Linked DNA regions of Homo sapiens: region 1 is linked to region 2. The links are chromatin loops, found by intact Hi-C in ENCODE. Cell type or tissue: CD4-positive, alpha-beta T cell. All regions are shown on one strand. Links, peaks and the distances in the headings refer to the core of each region. The heading gives the core; the rest is flanking DNA. Region 1 has its middle 13 kb from the start of DOCK11. Region 2 overlaps DOCK11 (dedicator of cytokinesis 11).

Region 1 (17,263 bases), core at 4,268-12,267, 70 kb after region 2:
CAATACACATGTATTATCTCACGGTTTCTGTCGTTCAGGAATCTAAGCATGGCTTAGTTGGGTTGTCCAGACCAGAGTCTCTCGCTAGGCTGCCATCAAGGTATGAGTTCAGGATCTCTCATAGGCTATGATCAAGGTGTCAGAGCAGGGGCCTCACCCATCTCAAGGTTTAACTGGGGCAGAATTTGTTTTTAAGCCCATTCACTGGTTGTGGCAGCATCCAGATCCTCACAGGTTGTTGTAGTAAGGGCCTTAGTTCCTTGCTGGCTGTCAGCCAGAGGTTGGCCTCAGTTCCTTGCCTCATGAGCTTCTCCAGAAGGCAGTTAATAACATGGCAGTTTACCAAAGTGAGCAAACAGGGCCAGGCGCAGTGGCTCACGCCTGTAGTTCCAGCATTTTGGGAGGCCAATGTGGGTGGATCACTTGACGTCAGGAGTTCAAGACCAGCCTGGCCAACATGGTGAAACCCTGTCTCTACTAAGAATACTAAAGTTGGCAGGGTGTGGTGGTGCATACCTGTAATCCCAGCTACTCAGGAGGCTGAGGTGAGAGGATCACTTGAACCCAGGAGGTGGAGGTTGCAGTGAGCCAAGATCCCACCACTGCATTCCAGCCTGGGCAACAGAGTGAGATTCTGTCAAAAAAAAAGAAAGAAAGAAAGAAAAGAAAAGAAAAGAAAAAGAAAAAAAAGTGAGCAAACAAGAGAGAGTTGAAAGAGTGAAAGACTACCTGCAATTGGAATCCACAGTCTTTTATAACCTAAACTTGGAAGTGGCATCCCATCAATTTTACTGTATTTTATTCACTAGGTCCAGCTCACATTGAAGGGGAAGATATTAACACAGGGCATTAATACTAGGAGGCAAGAATCATCTGGAGCCATGTCAGAAGCTGCCCATCACAATCTACCTGACCTGTCTCACTATAGCATTACAGCTTTTTTCCCATACCTGTCTGATCTCATCTCCTATTGATCCTCTCCTTTGCACTCCATGATCTACCACACAGGCCTCCTTGAGGGTCCCTGAATTGCCAAGGCTTTGTCCATCATCAAGGCCTCCTCACTTACTGTTGCTTCTACCCAGCGGAAGAAGCTTCATTACTTACTCTCTCAACATCTAGATTTTGGGCGTTCCTTGACCTTCGTATTTAAAAGTTCAACCCTCCTACCATCTCCTATCTAACTTGCTTTCTTTGTTTTTCTCCAAAGCACTTGTCACCATTTGATATACTATATATGTTTATATATTTATTTTATCATCTGTCTTCCGCACTAAAATGCACGTTCCATGAAAGCGGGATATTTTGTCTCCTTTGTTCACTGCTTTATCATCAGTGCCTAAAGCAGCACTGCCCAACAGAAATATAATATGAGTACATATGTAATTATAAATTCACTTGTAGCCACATTAAAAAATTAGTAAAAAGAAGCAGGTGAAATTAATTTTAAAAGTATATTTTTGTTGGGCATGGTGGCTCACACCTGTAATCCCAGCACTTTGGGAGGCCGAGGTGGGCGGATCACCTTAGGTCAGGAGTTCGAGACAAGCCTGGCCAACATGGTGAAACCCTATCCCTACTAAAAATGCCAAAACTTAGCCAGGTGTAGTGGCGGGCGCCTGTAATCCCAGCTACTCAGGAGGCTGAGACAGGAGAACTGCTTGAACTCAGGAGGGGGAGGTTACAGTGAGCCGAGATCACGCCATTGCACACCAGCCTGAGCAACAAGAGCGAAACTCCGTCTCAAAAAAAAAAAAAAAAAGTTTTCTAATGGCCAGGTGCAGTGGCTCATGACTATAATCCCAGCACTTTGGGAGGCTGAGGCAGGAGGATCATTTGAGGTCAGGAGTTTGAGACCAGCCTGACCAACATGGTGAAACCTTGTCTCCACTAAAATTACAAAAAAATTGGCCAGATGTGGTGGCTCACGCATCTAATCCCAGCACTTTGGGAGGCTGAGGTGGGTGGATCACGAGGTCAGGAGTTCGAGAACAGCCTGGCCAATATGGTGAAACCCCATCTCTACTAAAAATACAAAAATTAGTCGGGCGTGGTGGCACGCACCTGTACTCCCAGCTATTCAGGAGGCTGAGGCAGAAGAATCACTTGAAACCGGGAGGCAGAGGTTGCAGTGAGCCATGATCATGCCACTGCAGTCCAGCCTGGGCAACAGAGTGAGACTCCATCTCTAAATAAATAAAGAAATAAATAAAACCAGCCTGGTCAACATAAGAAGATCCCATCTGTACAAAAAAATTAAAAATTAAAAAATTAGCTGGGCATTGTGGTACACGTCTGTAGTCCCAGCTACTCAGGAGGTTGAGACAGGTGGATTACATGAGCCCAGGAGTTTGAGGCTTCAGTGAGCCGTGATTGTGCCACTGCACTCCAGCATGGGTGACAGAGCAAGACCCTGTCAGAAAAACAATTCTAATAATTATTTCATATCAGTTTTTGTATTTAAGTGTAAATTAACTAAAATTAAATAAAATTACAAATTCATTTCCCCAGTCGCATGAACTACATTCATGTGCTCAATAGCTCTATGTGGCTAGTGGCCACAACGTTGCACAAGGCAGGCCTAGAACAGTGCCCAGCACTTAAAGGTCACTCAATAATTAATTATTATATACAAATTGTGTGCTGCTTTTCCAATCAGAATATATTCATGATGACTTCAATGAGATAAATAAAGCAAAACAAAAGAAATCATGATACCATGTTCACTTCTGTGTGTTGTTGAGGCATTTATTACAACCAAACTATAATTGTGGAGAGTTGTATGGTCTCCAAAGCATATTTATATCCATTATCTCATTCAATCTTCAGAACAATCTGGAGAGGTAGACAGAGCCAAGATTATTTTTCCCCATTTTACAGATAAGTCACACAGTAGTTGGCAGGGCCAGAAACAGAAGCCAGGTCTTTTAGGTCTCTTTCAGATACACCACATGGCACTGACTAACCTTAAGGGCCTTGGGAGACTCTCCATCTTACTCTAATTCTATGCGGATCCATTAGTCATGAATTTATAGTGAGATTGTCATATATATTTTATCTGTCAAACAACTGTATATTGTTGCATACAATAATATAGGCAATATATGAGTATTTGAAAAAGTTAAAAGCCCTATCGCAATTATAAGATATTTTAAATAATATAAAACTTATTGAATATATATTAATCGCCTATGGTACCACTTGGAATAATGAGAGGTTCCTTATTTCCCAAAGTTAACACCTTCTTTTTCACTTTTTTATCCTTCAAAGGAATATTTTAAAAATAATATTAAAAACATATTTTAAAAATATTTTTAAATTTTCTTAAAAATATTTTTTAGGCCGGGTGCGGTGGCTCACGCCTGTAATACCAGTACTTTGGGAGGCTGAGGAGGGCGGATCACGAGGTCAGGAGATCGAGACCATCCTGGCTAACACGGTGAAACCCTGTCTCTACTAAAAATACAAAAAAAAAAAAAAATTAGCTGGGCGCGGTGGCGGGCACTTGTAGTCCCAGTTACTCGGGAGGCTGAGGCAGGAGAATGGCGTGAACCTGGGAGGCAGAGCTTGCAGTGAGCCGAGATCACGCCACTGCACTCCAGCCTGGGCGACAGGGTGAGACTCCGCCTCTAAAAAATAATAACAATAAAAAATAAAAAGAAGTAAAAAATATATATATATATGTAATACTCATCTGGGCACAGTGGCTCACACTTATACTCCCAGCACTTTGAGAGGCCAAGGCAGGTGGATCACCTGAGGTCAGGAGTTGAAGACCAGCCTGGCTAACATGGTGAAACCCCTTCTTTACTAAAAATACAAAAATTAGCCAGGCGTGGTGGCAGAAGCCTGTAATCCCAGCTACTCGGGAGGCTGGGCAGGAGAATCACTTGAGCCTAGAGGCAGAGGTTTCAGTGAGCCGAGGTCATGCCATTGCACTCCAGCTGGGTGACAAGAGTGAAACTCCGTCTCAAAATAATAATAATAATAATAATAATCCTATTGAGTTCTCAAAAGGGATAGATGATAACCTGGGAGTTGTCCATTAGTTGTACATGCTATTGCTAAAGGACCAAATTTGTTGTCATGCCCAGGCTGTACAGGCTTGAAGGGAGTGGGGAAGGGCTGATGCACATGAGAGCTCTGATGAAAGAGTTTGGGCAAGGACAGAGTACAGGTGGCATTGATCTTACCCAGAGGACATTTTCTCAGGTCACTTTAATTCCTTTATGAGATGACAAAGGACACCTGCCAATCTGAACTCTGGAAATCTGAACTAAAAGATCAGCCTCCCCTCAAAGACTGATAATTGTGTTTATAATAATGGCAAAGAAGAGTTGGAAGTACCAGAAGCCGGGCAAGCCTGAGGTTGCATTTTTCAAAGGTCAGCTAAGGATTATGCTCTACGCCCAAGGGATGGGGCCACAAAAGCCATGAATCCTGTGCTTGGGGGACTATCGAGTGAAGAGTTAGGTGCCTTGGCAACCAGACATCAGGCCCCTCCCATCATCTAATACCAGCTACTTTTATCTAATACCATTATCTAATACCAGCTACTTTTTCTTCTCTATCAATCAGTTCTTTGTTAATGTCCTAGCAGCCTTGTGGCTGCACTCACCTAAATTAAAACATCTGGAGTTCTTAAACCTCCTGATCTGATATCCTTCTAGATGGCCTATTAGACTTCAAATTGCTCCACCTAATGGCAGCTAGTTCCTGTATAAGTATCAATTCATGACCCAAAGCCCAGATGGGTGGAGATGCCTAGGGACATTTGACTATCATGTTCCTCAAGATAACCTATGGAGAAAATGATTCAAATGTGGTCCTGCTGCCCTTGAAAAGATCACAGTATATATGCACCACTGTTAATTTAAAAAGGTTAGGTACGGTTGTCATGTTTCATTATCAGAAATGCACTATTTTGTTTTTTCAATATACTTCTAGGTCACTGAGGAGCGTTAACCCAAGAGTTTCTCTATCTAGCTCTCATTTAAAAGTTTTCCATAATCCTGTTTTGTAAATTGATAGTCATTAATTTTCCCCCAATAGATGGCTGTTAGTAGAAGTGACCTAGCTAAAATTCTGCTGTAAAAGAGTGAAACGAGGTTGTTTTGTTTATGAGCCCCTATGTGTACATCTCTGGGCTCAGTCTGATTACCTTTTTTCTTTAGCCAAATAGAATGTCCTACTTTTTTCTTTAGCCAAATAGAATGTTCTATCCTTTAGCCCCACAGCTAAGAGAGGTGGGGATAGGTGTAATGCTACTGCTGGTAGGCAAGGGGTTTTGAATAGTAAAAGCCAATGGAGAATAGAAAAATAGTCAGAACCAGACTTTTAAAAAATATATCAGCGTGGTTTCCTGAGTTGTGGGGTTTTTGTCTGTTTGTTTTTTTGCAAAGCAGAAATCTATGAGAACCATAATCAAAATGCAATTTTATCTTGTGAAGCCATATGAAACTCTTCAGGAGAATAAGAAAAAGCCCATCAGTGGGAGATGCTAGGACCATCAGCTGAGCCAGGGAGAGGATGATTAGGCATGTAATGTTCAGAGGCTACTTGAGGGGAAAGGGAGAACAAAAAAACCCCACCGTAATGAAAGGCCTCAAAGAATTAACAATAAAACTATATTTGATCCAGCAATCCCACTGGGAAACTACCCAAAGGAAAAGAAATAATTATAGCCAAAAGACACCTATACTCACGTTTATCACAGCACTATTCATAATAGTAAAGTTACGGAATCAAACTAAGTGTCCATCAATGAATGATTGGATAAAGGAAATGTGATATATATACACAATGGAATATTATTCAGCCATAAAAAGAATGGAATTATGAATTTTGCAGCAAAATGAATGGACCTGGAGGCCATTAAGTGAAACAACTCAGAAACAAAAAGTCAAATACTGCATGTTCTCACTTATAAGTGGGAGCTAAATAATGCATTCACATGGACATAGAATGTGGAATAATCACTGGAGACACAGAAGGGTGGAAGGGTGGAAGAGGGGTGAGGGATAAGAAATTACTTAATGGGTAAAATGTACACTATTTGGGTGATGGATACACTAAAAGCCTAAACATCACCACTATGCAATGTAGCCACGTAACAAAACTGCATTTGTCCTTCTCAAAATTATACAAATATAACTGTAAAAAAAAAAAAAAAGAAAATAAGAGCTAAAGGAGTAAGAAAGAAAAAGTGGCTAGAAATATAATTATGAATCCAAGATAGGAGAGCCCAAGTATGGGGAGGCCAGGACAGAAACTGCCAGACAAATGGGAAAAAAAAACCAGGAAGTGAATGTCCAATTGGCTTTAGTCTAGACTCTAGGGTCAGAGAAAAACTATTCCCAAGAAGGGCCCAGATCAGAAGCCAGAAAGCAAATAGATGAGGATGGTCCGTGGGTGTATGTCAGGGGGTCTAAGAGCCACCAAATATATCTACCCACGGCTATGCCCCGTAGCAGTTTCTCAAAGGCAGAAAAACTTAAATATATTTCTGTTTCCACGGAATGGCCCCAGAAAGATTCAGTGAGTATTTACATTTGCTTGTTTGCTGAGTCAATTCTAGACTATAGCCAGATAGCCAGCATGCCTGGGAGACTAAGTCAGAAGGGTTGGAGAGGGCAGTCCCCAAACTTGTCAGACTGGGAAAGTGGGAGTTTGGGATAAGTCCAAATTTAGCGTGTTGTCCTAATATACTTAGCCACCAACAAATATTGAAAAATACTCAGCTGGGCGCAGTGGCTCACGCCTGTAATCCCAGCACTTTGGCAGGCCGAGGCGTGCAGATCACCTGAGGTCAGGAGTTCAAGACAAGCCTGGCCAGCATGGCAAAATCTCGTCTCTACTAAAAATACAAAAATTAGTTGGGTGTGGTGGTGGGTGCCTGTAGTCCCAGCTACTAGGGAGGCTGAGGCAGGAGGATTGCTTGAACTGGGAGGCAGAGGTTGCAGTGAGCCGAGATCACACCACTGCACTCCAGCCTGGGCTACAGAGGGAGACTGCCTCTCAAAAAAAAAAAAAAAAAAGAGAAAACCTCTTCATCCATAAAATGTTGTGGTTTTCAAAATGACCCTTTCCCTTGCAGGAAGCTAATGATATGTCTGTGAAAATGCCAGTGTAAGCTTCTTAAGTATTTCAAATGTTGTAGAAAGCATTAGGTATTGCTTTCTATTATGTACATGTATATTCCTGAATATGAAACTTTTTTTTTACCTTGAACTCCTGGGCTGAAGCAATTCCTCCGCTTCAGCCTCCTGAGTAGCTTGGACTACAGGTACATGCCATGCCTGGCTAATTTTCAAGGTTTTTTTTAGAGATGAGATCTCACACTATTGCCCAGACTGCTGACTGCGAAACTTACTTATAAAGAGACCAAATGGTTTAGTGTCGCCTTCATATGAAAAAAAAAAAAAAAAAGAGAGAGAGACAACAAATGGTCCAGGCTGGGGAAAGGATATGAGGACTTGGTGCTGGACAAGTCCAGTGGAAATTATTCCTGGGCACAACTGAAAAGAGCAAAGAAGGACTTTCAGGAGCCTTTAGGGACAGATAAGTTGTATCCAGAAAATTACAGGGACTAGGATCAGAACAGGAGCAAGGACAGGGAGGGCAGGTACGTGGAGTTGGATCAGACCTTAGAAATTGCCTAGTGAGATCGGGTGCTGTGGTTCACGCCTGTAATCCCAGCACTTTGGGAGGTCGAGGCGGGCGGATCACAAGGTCAAGAGATCGAAACCATCCTGGCCAAAATGGTGAAACCCCGTCTCTACTAAAAATACAAAAATTAGCTGGGCATGGTGGCACGTGCTTGTAGTCCCAGCTACTCAGGAGGCTGAGGCAGGAGAATTACTTGAACCCAGGAAGTGGAGGTTGCAGTGAGCCGAGATCATGCCATTGCACTCCAGCCTGGGTGACAGAGCCAGACTCTGTCTCAAAAAAAAAAAAAAAAGAAAGAAAAAAGAAAAGAAATTGCCTAGTGACTAAATTTTAGTTCAAACTGCTTCTTTGTACAGAAGGCAAGACCAGGATTAATTCAGACAAAGGAAAGCAAACCACTTAAGAGATGGAGCTTCCCGTGTGCGGTGGCTCACGCCTGTAATCCTATTATTTTGGGAGGCCAAGGTGGGTGGATCACTTGAGGTCAGGAGTTCGAGACCAGACAGGCCAATATGGCAAAACCCCGTCCCTACTAAAAATACAAAAATTAGCCAGGCCTGGTGGCACATGCCTGTAATCCCAGTTACTTGGGAGGCTGAGGCACGAGAATGGCTTGAACCAGCAAGGTGGAGGTTACAGTGAGCTGAGGTCATGCCACTGCACTCCAGTCTGGGCATCAGAGCTAGATTCTGTCTCAAAAAAAAAAAAGAAAAAAGAAATGGAACTGACCAGGTGTGGTGGCTCACACCTGTAATCCCAGCGCTTTGAGAGGCCAAAGCAGGAGGATCCCTTGAGGACAAGAGTTCAGGACCAGCTTGGCAACATAGCGAGACTCTGTCTCTACAAAAAATGCAAAAATTAGCCGGGCATGGTGGTGCATGCCTGTGGTCTCAGCTACTCAGGAGGCTGAGGTGAGAGGATTGCTTGAGCCTGGGAGGTTGAGGCTGCAGTGAGCCATGATTGTGCTACTGCACTCCAGCCTGGGTGACAGAGTGAGACCCTGTCTCAAAATAAATAAATGAAGTCTTTATCGATTTGAGATCAACACTGAAGTATTTACAGATGAAACAACATGATGTCCAGGATTTGCTTTAAAATACTACGGAAAGTGTCAAGACCATACAATGGGGGAAATAAGCATCTCTTCCCCACCAAATGGTGCTGGGATAACTGGAAAATCACCTGCAAAATAATAAAGTTGGATCCCTATTTCACTCCATATACAAAAACTAAATGAAAATGGATCAATGATCTAAATATAATAGCTGAGGCTGGGTGTGGTGGCTCATGCCTGTAATCCCAGCACTTTGGGAGGCCGAGGCAGGTGGATCACTTGAGGTCAGGAGTTTGAGACTAGCCTGTCCAACAAGGTGAAACCCCATCTCTACCAAAAATACAAAAAATTATCCATGTGTGGTGGTAGGCACCTGTGTTTCCAGCTACTCAGGAGGCTGAGGCAGGAGAATCAATTGAGCCCAGGAGGCAGAGGTTTCAGTGGGCCGAGATTATGCCACTGCACTCCAGCCTGGGTGACAGAGCAAGACTCTGTCTCAAAAAAAATAAATTAAATAAATAAATAAATAAATATATCATTTGAAATGATAAAACTCTTAGAGGAAAACATAGAGATATATCTTTATGACCTCGGATTTGGCAATGAATTATTAAATTTGATACCAAAAGCACAAGCACCAAAAGAAAAAAAAATAGGTAAACTGGACTTCATCAAAATTTAAAACTTTTGTACATCAAAGGACATTATAAAGAAAGTGAGAAGTCAACCTGCAGAATGGGAAACATAATTCTGTTGAGGGTCTAGTATTCAGAATATGTAAAGAACTCTTACAATTCAGTACGAAAAGGGCCAACAATCTAATTTAAAAATGGGTAGAGCAGCTATTCAGGAGGCTAAGGTGAAAGAATCGTTTGAGTCTGGTAGGTCGAGGCCACAGTAAACTATGATTACGCCATTGTACTCCAGCCTGGGTGACAGAGTGAGACCCTCTCTCAAAAAAAGAAAAGAAAAGAAAGGCCGGGTATGGTGACTCATGCCTGTAATCCCAGCACTTTGGGAGGCTGAGGCGGGTAGATCACGAAGTCAAGAGATCGAGACCATCCTGGCCAACATGGTGAAATCCTGTCTCTACTAACAATACAAAACTTAGCTGGGCGTGGTGGTGCGCACCTGTAGTCCCAGCTACTCGGTAGGCTGAGGCAGAAGAATCGCTTGAACCTGGGAGGCAGAGACTGCAGTGAGCTGAGATCGTGCCACTGCACTCCAGCCTGGCGACAGAGCGGGACTCCGTCTCAAAGAAAACAAAACAAAACAAAACAAAACAAAAACATGGGTGGAGGACTTGAACAGGCATTTCTCCAGAGGAGATATACAAATGACCAATAGGCACATGAAAAAATGCTAGGCCGGGTGCAGTGGCTCACGTCTGTAATCCCAGCCCTTTGGGAGGTCGAGGCAGACAGATCACTTGAGGCCAGGAGCTCGAGACCAGCCTGACCAACATGGCGAAATCCCGTCTCTACTAAAAATACAAAAATTAGCCGGGCGTGGTGGCACGCGCCTGTAGTCCCAGCTACTTGGGAGCCTGAGGAAGGAGAATCACTTGAACCTGGGAGGTGGAGGTTGCAGTGAGCTGAGATGGGGCCACTGCACTCCAACCTGGGTGACAGGTTCACTCTGTCTCAAAAAAAAAAAAAAAAAAAAAGAAAAAGAAAAAAGAAAAAATGCTCAGTATCATTAGTAATTAGGTAAACAGAAATCAAAACCATGAGATACCACTTCACATCCACTAGGATGGCTATAATACACACACACACACACACACACAGAGAGAGAGACACACACACACACAGAGACACACACACACAGAGAAAATAACAAGTGTTGGTCAGATGCACAGAAATGGGAACCCTTGTATATTACTGGTGGGAATGTGAAATGGTGCAGCTGCTGTGGAATACAGTTTGGCAGTTCCTCGGAATGTTAAGTATAGAATTACCATATGATTTAGCAACTTCACTCCTAGGTATATTTCCAAGAGAAATGAAAACATATGTCTGCACAGAAACTTGTATGTAAATATTTACAGCAGGATTATTCATAATAGCCAAAAGATGGGAACAGCCCAAATGTCCACCAATGGATGAGTGGATAAATAAATTGTGGTACATCTATATTTTGAAATATTATTCAGCCATAAATTGGAATGCATGACTGATACATGCTACAACTTGAATGAACGTCTAAAAAATGCTAAATGAAAAGAGCCAGAGACAAAAAGTCACATACTGTATGATTCCTTTCTTGTAAAATGCCCAGAATAGGCAAATTTATAGAGACAGAAAGCATATTAGTGGTTGCCAGGGGTCAGGAAGAGGGGGAAATAAAGAGTAATTACTTAATAGGTACAAGGTATTCTTCTGGGGTGATGAAAACATTTGAAACTAGAGAGAGGTAGTGGTTGCACTGCATTTTTAATGCACGAAATGCCATTGAATTGTGCACTTTTAAATGGTGAACTGTATGTTGTGCAAATTCCAGCTCAATTTAAAAAATACAATACCAGCCTGGACAACATACAGAGACCCCCTTCTGCACAAAAAATAAAAATAAAAAAATTAGATAGGTAAGGTGGTGAGTGCCTGTAGTCCCACCTACTTGGGAAGCTGAGGTGGGAGGATCACTTGAGCCCAGGAGGTAGAGGCTGCAGTGAGCTATGATCGCATCACTATACTTTAGCCTGGGTGACAGAGTGAGATCCTGTCTCAAAGAAAGAAAGAAAGAAAAAAGACTGTGCAGGGTGTGGCTGAAGCCTGTAATCCTGGCACTTTGGGTGACCAAGGTGGGAAGATCGCTTGAGCCCAGGAGTTCGAGACCAGCCTGGGCAACATAGGGCGACCCCGTCTCTACAAAAAAAAAAAAAAAAAATTAGATGGGTGTAGGCCGGGTGCGGTGGCTCACTCCTATAATCCCAGCACTTTGGGAGGCTGAGGCAGGTGGATCACCTGAGGTCAGGAGTTTGAGAATACATTCCTATAATTATTATGTGATTATCTGCCTTTTAAAATGGTGTACCATGGGTGTACCATGGCCAAAGACTACTGAAAGTCTATAAAAGATCACCAGGAGAATGAAAACATAATAGAAAATCAATGCAGCCCTGGTGGTACATGTGTTTAGTACGTAATTCTGAATAATGTCACGGAAACTGCTATCACTGGGGAGGACAATATATCTCAGTATGATGTTGTGTTGGTAAGTGTTGCCACATTGAACAATTCTGGAGATGCCAATCACATCATAGACTATGTGAATGGCACTCCCCTGGAGATGTATAAAGATGTATAGAGGCCGGGAGCGGTGGCTCATGCCTGTAATCCCAGCGCTTTGAAAGGCCGAGGTGGGTGGATCACCTGAGGTCAGGAGTTTGAGACCAGCCTGGCCAACATGGTGAAAACCCATCTCTATTAAAAATACCAAAAATTAGTCAGGTGTAGTGGCGGGCACCTGTAATCCCAGCTACTCCGGAGGCTGAGGCAGGAGAATCACTTGAACCCGGGAGGCGGAGGTTGCGGTGAGCCGAGATAATGCCATTGCACTTCAGCCTGGGCAACAAGAGCGAAACTCTATCTCAAAAAAAAAAAAATTGTGTAGAGACAGTCTGTTGAACCCTATACAAGTGGCCCTGTGCTATATAAACTCATTCTTTTCATTCCCCAGAGATGTCTGGTTGAAAGAATAGTTATAAGTCAGGTGTGGTGGTGTGCACCTGTAGCCCCAGTTACTTGTGAGGCTGAGGTGGGAGGAACGCTTGAGCACAGGAGTTGGAGGCTGCAGTGAGCTATGATCGCACCACTGCACTCCAGCCTGGGCGAAAGAGTGAGACACTATCTCCAAAAAAAAAATAAATTTTTTTTTTTTGAGATGGAGTCTCGCTCTGTCGCCCAGGCTGGAGTGCAGTGGCACAATCTCGGCTCACTGCAAGCTCCGCCTCCCGGGTTCACGCCATTCTCCTGCCTCAGCCTCCCGAGAAGCTGGGACTACAGGCGCCCGCCACCAAGCCCGGCTAATTTTTGTATTTTTAGAAGAGACGGGGTTTCACCGTGTTAGCTATGATGGTCTCGATCTCCTGACCTCGTGATCCACCCGCCTCGGCCTCCCAAAATGCTGGGATTATAGGCGTGAGCCACCGCGCCCAGCCAAAAAAAATTTTTAAAGAAAAGTTATAAACAAAAACCACTATTATGGGGCTCAAACTGTGTCTGAATCTAACAAAGACAGAGTTAGAATAATTTAAAGAAAATGTAAACAATGAGAGCCTTTGATTTCTAAAAACTCAGGAGGTGAGGTGTCTAGAATGAAATAATAATGATTTCTGAAACAGATGAATTAAAGAGTGCCTAAATATTGTAAAACAGGGGATTTGTGTTCCTCTTTTTGCTCCAATGAATCTATTCAAAATGGTTTATTCATTTTAAGCTGCAACTAAAACAAAATATGGTGGGGTGGTGGTAACATGAATATATACATATATATACATGTGAATATATATACACACATATATACATATATAAAATGAAGGCGCGTTATTTTTTACAATTAAAACTCAATAAAGTTGAATGTGTATGTGTGTATATATGTGTTTATATATGTGTATGTGGTGTGTATATATATTTATATATATATAATATATTTCTTGTCAATGAGGCCTCAATTTTCAGACTTCTTCTCTAGCCACTCTTCTCACTCCCTTGATGATCTCATCCAGTGTTTATGGCTTTATATAACATCTGTACCAGCACGGTCCAATGGAAATATAATGTGAGCCACATATATAACTTTAAATACTTTACTAGCCACGTTCAACAAGTAAAAAGGAACACATGAAATCAATTTTAATAATGTATTTTATTTAATCCAATATAGCCAAAAATATCTTTTCAACATGTGATCAATATTTAAAAATTATTAATAAAATATTTCACTTTCTTTTTTCTGTATTGTCTTTGACATCCAGTGAGTATTTTACACTCATAGCATATCTCATTTCGGACTAGCCACATTTCAGGTGATCAATCGTCACATGTGGCTGGTGGCTACTGTATCAGATAGTAGGTATCTATACGCTGACAAGGTCCAGATTTACTTTTCCAACCTAGATCTCTCCTCTGAACTGCAGACTCATTCATCCAACTGTCTACTCAACATCCCCACCTGCATTTATTATAGTCATCTAAAATTTATGTCCAGGGCCAGGCGTGGTGGCTCACGCCTGCAATCCCAGCACTTCGGGAGGCTGAGGTGGCCAGATCACTTGAGGGCAGGAGTTTGAGAACAGCCTGGGCAACATGGCAAAATCACGTCTCTACTAAAAATACAAAAACAATTAGCCGGGCATGGTGGCCCGTGCTTCTAATCCCAGCTATTCCAGAGGCTGAGGCACGAGAATAGCTTGAACCGGGGAGGTGGAGGTTGCAGTGAGCTGAGATCGCTCCACTGCACTCCAGCCTGGGTGACGAAGTGAGACTGTCTCAAATACATATATATTATATATAAAATTATATATAAAATTATAATATAATATATTATATATGTGTGTTTGTGATATAATATATATTTTTATACACACACACACACACACACACACACACACATATATATATATATATAGAGAGAGAGAGAGAGAGAGAGAGTATGTCCCAAACGCAGCTACTCATCTTCCCCCAAGAAACCTTTCAGAGGCTTACACATCTCAATTAATGACAACTCCATTTTTCAGGTTGCTCAGGCCCAAAACCTTGGAGCCATCCCAGACTCCTCTTTCTCTCACATCCTGCATCCAATCCTTCAGCACATCCTGGTGTCCCTACCTTCAAAATATAAGACCACTTCTCACCACTTCCATTAATACCCTGGTCCAAAGCACTATCATCTCTTACTAAGATGATGGATCGTCTCTAAGAATGTACTAGCCTCCTAAATGGTCTCCTTGCTTACAGCCTTGGCCCATTCAGTGTTTAAAACACAGCAGCCAGAGTGATCCTGTTAAAATGGAAGTCAGATCACAGCAGTCTGCTCTGAACTTTCCTCTGGCTCATCATTTCACTTCGCAAAAGCTGAAGTCCTTACAATGGTTCCACGCCCTCACCTCCGGTGACCTCTCCACTCTCCTCTCCATTCTCCCCTTGCTCACTCACATCAGGCTTACCAGCTTCCTTGCTCTTTCTCAAACACGCCAGGCATGCTTCAGCCCCAAGGCATTTGCACTTGCTGTCCCCTCTGTCTGGAATGCTGTTACCCCAGACAGAAGAGTGGTTCTCTTTCTCCCCTCCTTCCAGCCTTTGCTCAAATGCCACCTTCTCAGTGAGGCCTTCCCTTTACACCTTATTTAAAATTGCAACCCACCCCCCAGACTACCTATTTTTTTCTCTTCCCTGTTTTGTTTTTTCTCCATAGCATTTACTACACACACATCTTTTTTTTTTTTTTTTTTTGAGATGGTGTTCCTCTCTTGCTGCCCAGGCTGGAGTGCAATGGTGTCGTCTCAGCTCACCGCAAACTCTGCCTCCCAGGTTCAAGCGATTCTCCTGCCTCAGCCTCCCGAGTAGCTGGGATTATAGGCATGTGCCACCATGCCCCGCTAATTTTGTATTTTTAGTAGAGACGGGGTTTCTCCATGTTGGTCATGCTGGTCTTGAACTCCTGACCTCAGGTGATCCGCCCGTCTCGGCCTCCCAAATTGCTGGGATTACAGGTGTGAGCCACTGCGCCCAGCCAACCTATATATATTTAGTATTTGTCTCTCCCCATAAATTATAAGCTCTGTATGAGCAAAGCTTTTTGTGTGTTTTGTTCATCACTATATATCCACAGCACCTAGAACAGTGTTTGGCATATAGTAGGCACTCAGTAAATATTTGTTGAATGGCTACATTATATAACATTTTCATTCAGGACGATTGTTCATAATATTAAGAAAGTATGTAAAGAAAAGACAAATGATTTTTCAACATTGCTTCATATATGCCACATTTTATAACAAAACATAAAAAGATCCGCCTCCCGGGTTCAAGTGATTCTCCTGCCTCAGCCTCCCGAGTAGCTGGGACTACAGATGCCTGCCACCACGCCCATCTACATTTTGTATTTTCAGTAGTTTCACCATTTTGTAGTTTCACCGTGTTGGCCAGGCTGGTCTCGAACTCCTGACCTCAGGTGATTCACCCGCCTCAGCATCCCAAAGTGCTGGGATTATAGGCATGAGTCACCACGCCCAGCTATGGTGGTGGTCGGAGGGGGGCCTCCCTATGTTGCCCAGGCTGGTCTTGAACTCCTAGGCTCAAGCAATCCACCCACCTTGGCCTCCCAAAGTGGTGGGGATACAGGCATGAGCCACGGCGCCCAGCCCTGGTTGTCTACTTTCATTCAAATGAGCATTATATCTTGAGTTCCTGGTGGAATTCCAGTCACATACGATAATTTTAAGAGTGTTCCTTGGTCAAATACATGTGGGAAATGCTCCTTAGTGTATTATTCTGTGGAAACTATTTCATCTTCTCAGTTCTTTACTTCATTTTCTGGACTTCCTCCAGCTCAGTGACTTCACGTCATCGTTTGCTCTTTCCCTGACTTGTGCATGCAAAAAAAAAGATCTCCACCTCAAGGAGTTTGCCATTGCATTGCTTTTACGCTAGTAGTTAGGGAGCAATTTTTAATGTTTCCCTCTTAAAGGATTTATTTTTTTGCATCTTATCCTTAAGAGCTATTGACTTTGGTTTCATCTTTCTCTTGAAATGGCTGAAAATGTCTCCAGAGTGGGTATATTTTTGACTTCTTTCCCCCTCACAGTACTCCAGGCGAGAAGCTTTCTGAGATGTTCATTTTCCGCACTCATGAATGGAAGTCCATTTAAAAACTCTGAGGTGGAGATCATCCTAAATGCTTAGTTCTTTCCTGGTACCCTCTTCACACAAGGTAAAAGTGTACACAGACATAATATACATATCTATCATTAAGTATACATCATATTTGTGCATATATATATATATTTGCTCACTGTGACAGATTTTGAAGTTTATTAATTAGTGTTTGTGAATGAATAAAATATGTTCCATTATACATTTTTTTTGAGACAGGGTCTCACTTTGTTGCCCAAGATGGAGCGCAGTGGGGTGATCTCAGCTCACTGCAACCTCAACCTCCCAAGCTCAAGCCATCCTCCCATAGCCTCCTGAGTAGCTGGGACTACAGCTGCATGCCACCATGCCCAGCTATTTTTTTTTTTAAATTTTGTAGTGATGGGGTTTCAACATGTTGTGCAGGTTGGTCTCAAACTTCTGGGCTGAAGTGATCTGCCTGCCTCAACCTCCTAAGGTGTTGGGATTACAGGTGTGAGCCACAGCACTCAGCCTAAATATACATTTCATACATACATGCATGTGTGCAAATGTGCATGTATGTGTATACACATACATGCATGTACATTCACATATGAAGTCAGTGTCTGTACTTCCCATTGCTAGTTTTTACACTCTTACTATCTGTATATTTATTCATAAATGCTGTATAGTAGCTCCCTTC
Region 2 (8,000 bases), core at 1-8,000:
ATGAATGAATAATCCCATTTCCAGCAAAGATTCTCCAGCAGATTCTCCAGTGGTTTCATACAACAGAATTGTGTTTCTCTGTAATGCCCACACTCTTCTTTCTCCTCCTCCTCGTCTTTATTATTTTTGTTTGATGGTGAACACAGCTGAAAATGCCCCACCTTACTCAGTGAGGAACACAGATCCTGAAGAGTGGCCCATTCAGACCACCCACAACAATAAAACAGAGAGCAAGCCAAAGGATTTGATTCTATAGGATCAGGTCCTGCCAAGTGTGCTTAAGGCCCCAAGCTGTTGGAATGACACACTTTTTTTTTTTTTTTTTTCCGGAGACAGAGCCACGCTCTGTTGCCCAGGCTGTAGTGCAGTGGTGTGATCTCGGCTTACTGCAACCTCTGCCTCCCGGATTCAAGCAATTCTCCTGCCTCAGCCTCCCGAGTAGCTGGGATTACAGGTGCATGCCACCACGCCTGGCTAATTTTTTTTTATTTTTATTTTTAGTAGAGATGGGGTTTCACCATGTTGGCCAGGCTGGTCTTGAACTTCTGGCCTCAAGTGATCTACCCACCTCACCCTCCCAAAGTGTTGGGATTACAGGTGTGAGCTACCGTGCCTGGCCAGATGACAACCTTTTTGAACCCCTTCTGGAGCAGGAACAAAGGCCTTTTGTCATTCAGCTGCATCAAAGATTAAACATAGGAAGGAAAGTTGGAGCACTTAGTATCCTCAAAGTAGGAAAATGGCTGGGGGTGGCGGCTCACATCTGTAATCCCAGTACTTTGGGATGCCGAGGCGGGTGGATCACCTGAGGTCAGGAGTTCGAGACCAGCCTGGCCAACATGGTGAAACCCCATCTCTGCTAAAAATACAAAAATTAGCTGGGCGTGGTGGTGCACACCTGTAATCCCAGCTACTTGAGAGGCTGAGGCTGGAGAAGTGCTTGAACCCAGGAGGCAGAGGTTGCAGTGAGCAGAGATTGTACCACTGCACTCCAGCCTGGAAGACAGAGCGAGATCCTCTGTCAAAAAAAAAAAAAAGAAAGAAAAGAAAGTAGGAAAACCTTTTATCATTTTATACAGCAAATCCCAAGAGCGTTTACCTATTGTGTGTTACCTAGAGGGGTAATTATTTACTGCTAAATTGCATGAACCAGAAGCCCTTAGAAAGGATACATCAAAGGTTTAGAGGCAGAGTAGGTAGGCCAAGAGCAATGTAGAAATGATGTAGGGGAACTTGCCTAATGTCTCAGACAGAACACAATGGAAGAGCCAGCAAGGAAAAGGAGAAAGCAGGAGAGACAGAGACATACTGGGTCTTAGAACTGTTCTGCACAAAAATGAAAGAAACAATGGGGAAAAAAACCACAGGACTTAGAAAAGTGAGTTGCAGTAATGACACCAGAATGCCAGGAACTTCATCCTGCTAAAGAACCCCTACCACTACGTTGGCAACCTGATATATCACTCACCTCTCTCCATCATGTCATTTACAGTCCTATCAAGTTTATTTTGTTTTTTTTTTTTCTTTTCAAGATGAAGTCTCACTCTGTCGCCCAGGGTGGAGTGCAGTGGCACGATCTCAGCTCACTGCAACCTCAGCCTCCTGGGTTCAAGCGATCCTCCCACCTCAGCCTCTCAAGTGGGTGGGACTATAGGTGTGTGTCACCATACCCGGCTAAGCTTTTTGTCTTTTTAGTGGAGACAGGGTTTCACCGTGTTGCCCAGGCTGGTCTCGAACTCCTGACCTCAAGTGATCCTTCTGGCTTGGCCTCCCAAAGTGCTGGCATTACAGGCATGAGCCACCACACCTGGCCCCAAGTTTTAATATATGACACTCTCCTACCCACTGAGAAACTGAGTAAAAATCAAATAGCTTTTCTTAAATAATTCTACCGTATCTGGGCACTGAAGAGTTCAACTATTTGATTTAAAGCCAAGTCTAGTAGGAGGGGTCTACAATCCACCCTTCTCATTACAGACAAATTATTTTATCAGATGTATTTCAGCACAGCATGTCACTGCTCAAATAATCAATGACTCTCAATTACTCACATAAGGCACACATGCCAGATACTGCATTCAAGGCCCTCCCACAATCCTAATAATATAAAATAACAACAATTGCTAACATCTGTGGGGTGCTTTGTGCATTATGGTCTCTGGTTAAGTGCTTTCCTTGTATTATTTCATTGAATCCTAGTAACAATTTATGTGGTCATTACTGTTATGCCCTCCATATTACAGAAGAGAAATGGAGGCACAAGGTGATACCAAAGAACCAAATCAACTTCATCTCCCATGACTACTGAGCTTCACCTAACCATTCTGCCTTATACATATTGCCTGGCACACTCACTTTCTCCTTTCTGATTCACTTCCTTCGAGGCCCCGCCTTCTTCAAGAAGCCTTCTCTGACCCCAGGCCACAATGATCTAGATTCATGTAGCACTTGGTCACTGTACCATCTTTAAACAATTATTTTTATTGTGTGTCTCACCTCCCCAAAAAGGTGGTTTTTTGTTTTGTTTTGTTTTTTTGAGACAGAGTCTCACTCTGTTGCCCAGGCTGGAGTGCAGTGGTGCGATCTCAGCTCACTGCAACCTCTGCCTCTCGGGTTCGAGAGATTCTGGTGCCTCAGCCTCCCGAGTAGCTGATATTACAGGTGCACACCACGACGCCTGGCTAATTTTTGTATTTTTAGTAGAGACAGGGTTTCACTATGTTGGCCAGGCTGGTCTTGAACTTTTGACTTCAAGTTATCAGCCCACCTCAGCCTCCCAAAGTGCTGGGATTACAAGTGTGAGCCACTGTGCCCAGCCCACCTTCCCAAAAAGGTTTTAAGCTCTACATCTGACACTTCTCTCTACCCTCCACAATGCTAATACCTTGTATTAACAAGGCATTCAATATCTATTTGGTAGCCAGGCGTGGTGGGATGCACCTGTAGTCTCAGGTACTTGGGAGCCTGAGGCAAGAGGATCGCTTCAGCCCAGGTGTTGGAGGCTGCAATGAGCTATGATTGTGCCACTGCACTCCAGCCAGGGCAATATAGTAAGACCTTGTCTCTGAAAAAATTAAATTAAGAAATTATCTATTTGGTCATGAATTTGTTGATACCCAATAGTGTCTGACACATATGAAGCACCTAATAAATAGTTTTTGAGAAGTAATATGAATGAGAGAAAACAAAACATAAAAAACAAATTAATGAAAAAATCTTATGCATAATAAATGAATGCAATCCATTTGTTAGCTGTAAGAGATAGTCTGGTAGATTTGAGAATACAATTGGACTAAGATATCAAAAATAAAATATTTTCTCTTCCTTTTGTTCTAACACACATAGTGACCTTGACCTCCTAGCAATTATTTTAATATTGTATGTGCTTTCTTAGGTCAAATCCTCATTTGATTTGATGTTCTCCCACTGCAGAGGAGGAAAAATCCCTCCTGGAAGAGTTAAGGATTTAAGGACTTTTGGACTCTGGATATATAACAAATGGCTCTTTTTGTGCCAAAAAAATTTTAAAGGGCACTAGAAGTGAGTCATACATCAACCAGTTGAACTTGCAACCCCGATATCATATCAAGGCACTTCAGCGTTTAATTGCTGAGAATGGGGAGGAGAGAGCTAGAGGAATGTGACCAAATTGAGCCAAAAAGATGCATAAAGGTGGGTGTCCCAGGAGTTGGCCAAGAATCTGCAGCAATTTTTTAAAAAATGAAAAACCACCCTGAAGATTAAATTCCTCCATATATCATTATATCTCTTAGGAGAAATAGTTCTAAATACCAGGGGAAGGCTATGTCCAATATCACAGCTATCTAAACCCACATTAAATTCCTTCATTGATATGAAAAGAAGTTGAATAAAGCAGATGTCTCTAGCAGCTACTTGGGAAAGAGAGAATGTAAATGAATAGGGGTCTGTTAGGATTGTGGTTTCTGTCTAAAGGATCATGTATTCTCTATGACATCTTAAAACTTCTCTCTAATACTTTTCCAGGAATTGAAGAGTGGCAGCAAGGTACCTCCTCATTAACTAGAAACCACAAATTGACGAAATTAATCACTATGATAAGGCTTGTCCTGTTTTAACTTGAATACCAAGAACAAAGCAAATTACAAGTGCTAAATGTTCACTGCACCCAAACAACCAACAGAGCGTTGGTTTTTTGTTTTTTGGGGTTTTCTTTTTGAAAAAAAAAAGGGGATGAGGTCTCGCTTTGTGCTCAGGCTGGAGTGCAGTGGCACAATCATAGCTCACTGCAGCTTCAAACTCCTGGGCTCAAGCGATCCTCCTGACTCAGCCTCTTAAGTTGCTGGGATTACAGGCACATGCCACCACACCCAGTACAACAGAGCTTCTGCAAGAACTGCATGATGCATCCTCTTCAGTGAGAGGAAGTGCTTGGGCACAGAGCACTGTGACTCGTGGAGTGATGCACATTATTCGCAGCTTTCCTGTAGTCCAGGCTCCTCAGGGCAAGTTTCTCAGCCAACAATGAGGTTATACTCAGCAAGCACTTCTGGGAAAATATGCCCATTTCAGAAGGTGGTACAGATTATATCTTAACAACTGACCAGAGCAGGGGGAAAGCTATATATTGGGGAAAATATAAATTTTTATCCTATAAATATGTGGTCTTATAATCTTCCAATACGAAGAACTCAGCCTAGTTCCTCTACTAGCCCCTCTTTTCCCTACAGCCCATCGACTTGAATGCACTGCAAGTCATTGCAAGAACTGTCGACTTGAATGTTCTTGCAAAACTTGCTGGCAAGCTAGCTAGGAAGGTTAAACTGTCTACAGCAACCCATATACAAATTAGTTTGGCTATATTATTTAGATTGCATTAAAGGCCATGTGGTTGCTTTCTCAAAAGATCTTATAAAGTTGGAATCTTCTAATTCCCTTTTATCAACTGCACTTTGCTGAGTCTCTTCTAATACTCTTTCCTTCGTTTTATTTTTGCACTTTCTCTCACGATGTGATTCCTCCCTTCCTTGCTATTAGAGTCCTCCCTCCCTCCCTTTTTTTTTTTTTTTGAGACAGAGTGTCGCTCTGTCACCCAGGCTGGAGTGCAGTGGCACAATCTTGGCTCACTGCAACCTCCACCTCTTAAACTCAGGTGATCCTCCCACTTAAGCCTCCAGAGTAGCTGGGACTATAGGAGTGCACCACCACGCCTAGCTAACTACCTTTGTATTTTTTGTAGAGGCGAGGTTTCGTCATGTTGCTCAGGCTGGTCATGAACGCCTGGGCAGATTCCTTTATTTCTAACAGTCAAAATGTCCAGCAAAACAACTCAGACCTATTTCTAAGATCAGTTTAAAGTTGCGCATAATTTCAAACTTTCCAAAGAACTGACTGTAATTTTTTTTTTAAGAGATCGAGTATTGCTCTGTCAGTCAGACTGGAGTACAGTCATGCAATCACAGCTCACTGTAGCTTTGACCTCCCAGGCTCAAGCGATCCTCCCACCTCAGCTTCTCAAGTAGCTGCAAATACAGGCATGCGTCACCATGCCCAGCTAATTTTTTTATTTTTTGAAGAGACAGGGCTCGCTATGTTGCCCAGGCTAGTTTCGAACTCCCAAACTCAAGCCATCTTCCTGCCTTGGCCTCCCAAAGTGCTAAGATTACAGGCATGAGCCACTATGCCCAGCACATAATTTTTAAAATTTAGAAATTTCTTAATGAATAAAGACGCTTAAACGTACACCTCTCTCTAAAAGGCACCAAGATGCCTTGCTTTTATTCCCTAGCAATTCCAGAGGGAACTGCAGGCCAGTGTCAAGCCACAGGGCATCAAATAAGCTCAGCTAAAACACAGGGAAGAAGCTTGGCTTATGGAGGCTGTTATTTGCCACTGAGTCATGGTTAATAACCAGATCTGCTCTTGCTTCCTAGTTAGTTTGCCATGAGTTTGCAGGGGCTATCGAAGCTTGGATTTTCCAAAAAGAAAAGATTCTTTGCTCTCAACTCTGCAAGCTCTGGCCCTGAGGTGCTGGTTGCTAAATCTACCAATGCTTCTTACCAGTGTGGGCTGGAGTTCCTAGCGGGCAGGGAACTCCAGATGCTCTAAGGATAAACCTGCCTCCAGGATTGGGGAAATGACTCAGATAATAGCACACCTGAGTCATCTTCCCATTTGCTTATGAGCTTCATTAGTATTCTTCACTTCAAACATTACCATAGTAGAAAAAAAATACATAGAAACTTTCCTCTCAAACTCTGTCAACCCTTTGTCTCAGTTCTTCTGCCTCTGCCTTTTCCAATTATCCAAGAGCTGGGTCAGCTGCTCACCTCATCTTTAGCTTTAGCCTCCTATGCCTGAAACAATCCAGACGTGATGCAGGAAGAACTTATATGATCCCCCACCCTGTAACAGAGCACTGAAAGGTACAAACCAGACTCTCCCAGTGTGCCTTTGTTCATAGGCCTGGACTTGTGCTTTGGCCTTCACTTCAAGTTCTAGCCTGGAAACTATAAAACTGCTCCCCCTTTTCAATCCTCTGCCCCATACACTCACTTGCCCTGTATTGATACAGAAAGAGAACATGAAAAAATGATGTGTCAACACTGCAGTTCCAACTAATTTCAATAATGTTGAACTAAATAACAGTTAAAACACTTTTTTTTTTTGAGATAAGGTGTCACTCTGTCACCCAGGCTGGAGTGCAGTGGCTCAATCTCGCCTCACTACAGCCTCGACCTCCCAGGCTGAAGTGATCCTCCTACTTCAATGTCCCAAGTACCTGGGACTACAGGGGAGCACCAATTCACATGGCTAATTTTGTTCATTTTTGTAGAGACAGGGTCTCGCTATGTTGCCTAGGCTGGTCTTAAACTCCTGGGTTCAAGTGATCCTCCCATATTGGCTTCCCAAACTGCTGGGATTATAGGCATGAACTACCACGCCTGGCCCAAAATACAATTATTAGAGGAAAAAGTAATCTTGGCAAAATGCCTCAGAAGGTTCTAGCTGAACCTTCCTCTGATTCCCATTCTAGCTGTGACAAATTCTGAAATACAACACTACTGCTATGGCTCAGGAGATGAAATCAGAAGAGTTTGAAATTCAAAATGGAGATTCATAATTTATAATGGAAAAGAGTGGGGATAAAGGAAACTCATAACCAGAAACAGCTCCCAAACCTCAATATGGCCTTTGCATTTCAAAGTATTTCCTATTAACTTTTTTTAAGCTGTGTAGTAGCCAGGCATGGTGGCTGATGCCTGTAATCTCAGAATTTTGGGAGGACAAGGTGGGAGGATCACTTGAGTCCAAGAGTTTGAGACCAGCCTGCACAACATAGGGAGACCCCATCTCTATCAAAAACAAACAAACAAACAAACAAAATTAGCTGGGCACGGTGCTATGTGCCTGTGGTCCCAGCTACTTGGGAGGCTGAAGTGGGAGGACTGCTTGAGCCTGGGAGTTTGAGACTGCAGTGAGCCGTGATCACGCCACTGCACTCCAGCCTGGGCGACACAGTGAGACTGTCTCAAAAACAAATAAATAAATGATAAAAATAAACATAAAAGTTGTGTAGCTTCATATGACCAATTAACTTGGTTTATTCCTCTTTTCCTTCCTTTGCCTGATGTTTGGTAGAGATTTTAAAAAGAAAGAAATAGGCCGAGCACAGTGGCTCACACCTGTAATCCCAGCACTTTGGGAGGCTGAGGTAGGTGGATCACTTGAGATCAGGAGTTCGAGACGAGCCTGGCCACATGGTGAGACCCCGTCTCTAATAAAAATACAAAAATTAGCCAGGCATGGTGGCGTGCACCTGTAATCCCAGCTACACAGGAGGCTGAGGCAGGAGAATGGCTTAAACCCGGGAGGTGGAGGTTGCAGTGAGCTGAGATTGCACCTCTGCACTCCATCCTGGTGCAACAGAGCTAGGAGCCATCTCAAAAAAAAAAAAAGTTTTATATGTTAATGATCACACACACACACACACACACACAGAATATGAGCAGCTGAGGATA

Evidence for each region. Hi-C counts contacts between places; a loop is a spot of excess contacts. Peaks named below come from ENCODE experiments on the same cell type or tissue, not always from the same donor. Only the 100,000 strongest peaks of a DNase experiment are listed, where the experiment ranks them.
Region 1: it touches region 2 in a loop (2.1-fold over the local background); 9 of 110 quality-filtered maps call a loop at or near these places.

Annotation. Positions count from the first base shown.
Region 1 is chrX:118,473,767-118,491,029 of GRCh38, reverse strand. No RefSeq gene overlaps it. Among named protein-coding and RNA genes, the nearest start is that of DOCK11, 13 kb to the left of the region's middle. In CD4-positive, alpha-beta T cell, for the core only: no CTCF peak of the experiment used is centred there; no DNase peak of the experiment used is centred there.
Region 2 is chrX:118,549,086-118,557,085 of GRCh38, reverse strand. The region is part of intron 6 of DOCK11 (dedicator of cytokinesis 11); the gene reads right to left. Among named protein-coding and RNA genes, the nearest start is that of DOCK11, 57 kb to the right of the region's middle. In CD4-positive, alpha-beta T cell, for the core only: no CTCF peak of the experiment used is centred there; a DNase peak (open chromatin) is centred at 4,385.